2 separate regions of the Homo sapiens genome follow, and region 1 is linked to region 2. Evidence: read pairs that join two places in POLR2A ChIA-PET (ENCODE). Cell type or tissue: GM12878. All regions are shown on one strand.

Region 1 (2,500 bases), 180 kb after region 2:
CATTTTTTGACATTTACTGGAGTTTGGACTTCACCTTGTTAAGATCTACCTAGGAATTTACTTCTGAATTGATCAGATTTTATTAACTAAATAATTATTAAGTACAAGCAGCATAACACAAAAGAGAAGTGGGAAAGAATTAAAAAAAAGAATAAGATGTAGGTGTGACCATTTTGGACTCAGACTAGGTAATAATAGGCACATTTATTAAACTGTTCCTATGTGTTAGTATTGTGCTAAGTGCTTTTTATATTATACATCACTGTTTTTGATTCTGAGACTAATCCTGTTAGATAGCTACTGTTTTTTTTTTTCCTTCTAACTTTTATTTTAGATTCATTTTAGATTCCAACTTTTATTTTAGATTCATATGCAGGTTCATTGCCTGGGTTTATTGCATGATATTGAGATTTTAGTTACCAACGATCTTGTCACCCAGGTACTGAGCATAGTACTCAATAGTTCAATAGTTTTTCAACCCTTACCCCTCCTCTTACCTCCCCCACAAGTAGTCCTCAGTTTTCTATTGTTGCTGTCTTTATCTTCATATAGTAGATTAGGAAACATGCTGGATGATCTTAAGTAACTTGCCCAAGCTCACTTCTAGTAGGTAGCAGAGTTAGAGGTTGACCAGGGTTTCTCTGGTTCCAAAGCTTGGATTCTTAGCTGGTATGTTGTATGCATCCTTATACAAACAACATGCGATGGATTGTGATTAGCACCACAAGGGACTGCAAAGTGTAGGAGAAAGGAAGAGGCTGTTAGAGAGTATTACCTGGAGGAGGGCAGGATTTGAGCTGGACCTTGATGTATAGGTAGGACTTCTTGTGGAGATAAGTGAAAAGGCTTTCTGGGAGGAGGCATATGCAAGAATAGGGGATAAATACTTTTCTTTAGAGTTAAGTATAAGGTATATGTAGAGTAGTGGGGAATGCAAGAAGGAAGAAGATTGGGGCCAAATTATCAAGAGCTTTACAGTCCCCTAGTGTATTCAGTATGTATCAAAATGTCAGCACATTTAAAACTGGGGTACTCGGCTGTATACTGGCAAGAATGAGACATCCAGGACAAATATGGTACCTTTTCTTGGCATATCCATTTTATTAGATTATTTGAGAGATATAAAACTATTTGAAGGTTTCTAAATATGCACGTTAGGGAAAATGTACATATATTTTAATTTTTAAGGTAAAAGGCATTTTGAACTTTCAGAGTGTTTTGTTAATAAACTCTTGAAGTTGCAAATCTATATCCTGTCATTAGGAGGTGAGAGGCATTGTGGTTTTTGAAGATGGGGGTGACATGTCCTTTGTGTTTGAGAAAGCTAATTCTGGGTGGATGGCAATGAGGAGATAACAGAGATAAGGATATCAGTTAGGAAACTATTTAGAAGGAGAGGTCTTGAGAATTCTAATTATGGAGTGGCTATGAAAATGTTTAGATGAAATTTTATAAAATCGACTTTATTCTTAGCTTAGGAATCTGGCTATTTATATGAAGTTTAAGATATAAAAATTACCTTTAGCATTAAGCATACAGAATTTATAGAATGATTTAAATTAGTATAAGCCCTTGAAAAATCCAAGAAGAAACACACTATTTGTGATAGAGAATCTTCTTTATTTCAAATGTGCCTATTTCTTAATATAAAGATTAGTTTTTAAAAAAATATAATCGGGCTTATGTGATGATTTACAAAGTTGTCGACAGAAAAACAGTTGCAAATGTATTTGCCAGTTGTTTGACAAATAAAACCAAACAACTTTTGATATCCAAAGACAATATATTTGCCATAAAATGCTTATATAAAGCTTTTAGAATTCCATGTATAAAAAGGATAAGTGTTTCCAGATTAAACTAAAGTTATAAGTCAAGAGTCGAAGTCTCTCCGACCCCTTAGCTATGAATAACAATATTTCAGACTACTGGCATATTACTTGTTTCAATATTAACTCCTAAATTTCATTGTTGTGTGAATTTCAAGCTTAATCTATAGATGATGATTTCTAATGCCAAATCTAAAAGGTTTGTTCTGTTCTTTAGCTATCTAGATCTTTATATTAGTATACATTGGATATTCAGTCTTTCTTGACACTGTCTAATTCTACCTTCTGTAACTGTTTTCCTTGACTGGTTTCATTGTTGCTGATTTTAAGGGTGGTTCCCTCTTAAGTCTCTGTTCTCAGCCTCCTCTTCCTCTAGTCTAGCTGAACATTTCCTCCTCAGAGAACTTCATTACTAGGAAAGTTCTAAATTGGGGGTAGGGAACCCCAGGCCAATGATTGATTTGATTTTTGGCTTTATTTCCTTTGGCCCTTGGTGTGCTATAGCACAAGCATCATGGCTGCAGTCCCGAGAGTAATTTCCTTTCTACTAGGCTTTGTCAGCCATATCCTTTAAAGTGAAACAATTTCAGGATTAAGGCTAGGAGCAGTTGCAGAATGTTTAATAATGTCTATTCAGTGTTTTCATAAGATAGTGGTAACTCCCCTCCAGTACA
Region 2 (2,500 bases):
TCAGTAAAGAAAATTTGTTCCAAGAAGGAAGTAATTTGTGCCTGAGGAATTGGATGAAAGTTTTAATGGCATCTAAGCTGTGCGCAACGTGAATGTTTTTAGGAAGATATCTGTCTCTGGTTATTTTTGACTTAGTTGGGCTCTGCCAATCACTCCAAACATTATTGAAGTCAGCCGTTAAGGGAATGATCATTTAAAAAAAAAAATCCCTGTTATTACAGCTCCCTATAGCAAAAACTTATTTTAAATTTAACTGAAAACAAGGTGGAATTCTTTTAAAGGTTAAAGGAATGAATGGAACAAGGCAATGTTACAAAATCCATGGTCAAATAGCTCAAACAGTCTACAAAATTCAACCAGGCTGTTGAGCAAAGTAGCAATCGGGGAGGATGGAAAGTCATAGATGTTCTGAGCCAATGATGTTGTGAGTACAGAACATCATTGAACCCTCCCTAAGCTAATTTATTAAATGGTTTTGTGTTTTGTTTTTTTTTTTAACAAACTTGCCTTGTATCCATACTTTCTATAGTTTTCAACCATTTACTATAATCTGATAATTTATACTAGTGTTTTTCAACCTTTCTTCATTATCACGCTCCTGGAGAGAAAGATTAATTAACTTCTCTCTAATAAGAAAAAGTAAATAACAAAAAATAAGATTTGGATGGGTAGGGATGAGCTCTGGTCGGCCACATACCATTGTAATATGTAAAATTTGTTGACCTCCAGGAACCAGTTTTCATGCCCACAGAGGCAATAGTATCCCCCTGTTGAGAATGCATGATCTCTACCTTTGTCTGGGTTGTCTTCTGACATAAAAGGCTGGACTGTTTCTTTCTCCTTAATCTGTGTCATTATGGTTTTTTCAGAGTTAGCACACATTCGCTAACCCCAGAGTCATCTATGACTCTTTCCATCCTCCCCTGATTGCTACTTTGCTCAACAGCCTGGTTGAATTTTATAGACTGTTAGAGCTATTTGACCATGGATTTTTGTAACATTTCTTTGTGATTTTCCCATGTTTTTACTATCTTGCCAGTGAGATTGTAGACTGCTCGATGGTAAACATTTATTATTTGTCTTCTTTTTTGTTTGTTTGTTTGTTTTTTGAAGTTTTGATTTTTGTATCCTTCATCCCAACCAATCAATCAGTACTTGTTGAATTGATTATATATTGGGTCTAAAAGCATGGTATAGTTACATCTGGAGATTTTGGATACATGTAAGGTTTGGGATCTATATTTACTTATAAATAGATGAACACTATTATAAGTAAAAGGGCTTTTGGTGAATTTTTTTAAAAAAGCTTTCTGGATGTTTACTCTTTATCTGATACTGTGCTAGGCATTTACCCATCCTTTCTGAAGGAGGCAGTGGTATCCTCATTTATGGATATGGAGATCTAGCCTCAGAGTTACTGACCAAAGTCATACAGCTAAAAGTAGTGGAACTGGATTTCAAATCTTAGTTAAATCTGTTGGAATTTTATGTTCTTTACACTGAAGCACACAAGCAGCAGTTTCCAACTCTGGACATAATATTCAGAGGCAATCCTGGGGGAAACACAAATGCTTTAGTTCATTTTTCTAGACTTTTGTTCATTTGTTTGCTTGTTATTGGAGGGGTACCTATATACTTATGAATTATATCACAGGAAAATATAATTAATTTCTATTAATAATTTTATCATATTTATTTTTACTCACTCATCAAATATGTATTGGGTATTTAGGTGCTAAGCACTGTGGTGGTACTACGTATACAAAAAACATTTAAGATGTTGGAGCTCAAAGTGGCTAAAGTGTCATAGGGAGGCTCATAGAAATCATTAAGGTAGACTCAAGTCAGAAAGTGAGAATAGGAATATATTTAAAGAAGGAAACTAATATGCTATCCAGGGGAAGTCAGTGAACTGGCCCTTAAACTCATAATACAGAAAATCAACATTCTTGCTCTCTCAGTAACAAGTGGTGACTTGCAAGTGAATAATCACAAAGGCATGGAAGATATTTGGTCTTTTGTGGGAATGGCAAGAATTTGGACTTGAACAGTGAGATTGGAACAGTAATTTGGGGCCAGATCGTTATGGTTGCTTCTGGATGTTATGATTGCATCCGCTTTTCTTTTTTAGCTTTAAGCCATCTAAATATTAGATTAAAAGGAGATAAAATTGAAATAAATATTAAAGAATTACTAATGGGACCTTAAAAAGTATGAGGAATTCGAGTTCAAATAATGTGTCACATATATTAGTTCAGTAAATACATAGCAATGATAAAATTTAATTGAGAAGTTTATAATCATAAAGTAATAAATTTATTGCAGTAGTGCTTCTAAATACATGTGTATGCTTTAGTACTACAGACAGATCTGTTTGAGTTCTTTTCAGTACTGTCTACTTTTAATTATAGGATGTGAAGTTGACAGCAAGCAATGATGATTATTATTTTGTATTTGAAGATTATTTATATCAGGTAAGTTTAAAAATAAAAATACATAG

What was found. ChIA-PET counts read pairs that join two places held together with the same protein. Peaks named below come from ENCODE experiments on the same cell type or tissue, not always from the same donor. Only the 100,000 strongest peaks of a DNase experiment are listed, where the experiment ranks them.
Region 1: POLR2A ChIA-PET joins it to region 2 with 5 read pairs; 4 of 35 experiments call an interaction of 5 or more read pairs at or near these places.

The regions. Positions count from the first base shown.
Region 1 is chr4:26,865,687-26,868,186 of GRCh38, forward strand. All of the region lies in intron 1 of STIM2 (stromal interaction molecule 2), which reads left to right. Among named protein-coding and RNA genes, the nearest start is that of STIM2, 6.1 kb to the left of the region's middle. In GM12878, no CTCF peak of the experiment used is centred here; no DNase peak of the experiment used is centred here; H3K27ac peaks cover 409 bases.
Region 2 is chr4:26,685,934-26,688,433 of GRCh38, forward strand. It overlaps TBC1D19 (TBC1 domain family member 19), which reads left to right. Exons shown (of 21, transcript NM_018317.4): 13 at 2,412-2,474. Among named protein-coding and RNA genes, the nearest start is that of TBC1D19, 100 kb to the left of the region's middle. In GM12878, no CTCF peak of the experiment used is centred here; no DNase peak of the experiment used is centred here.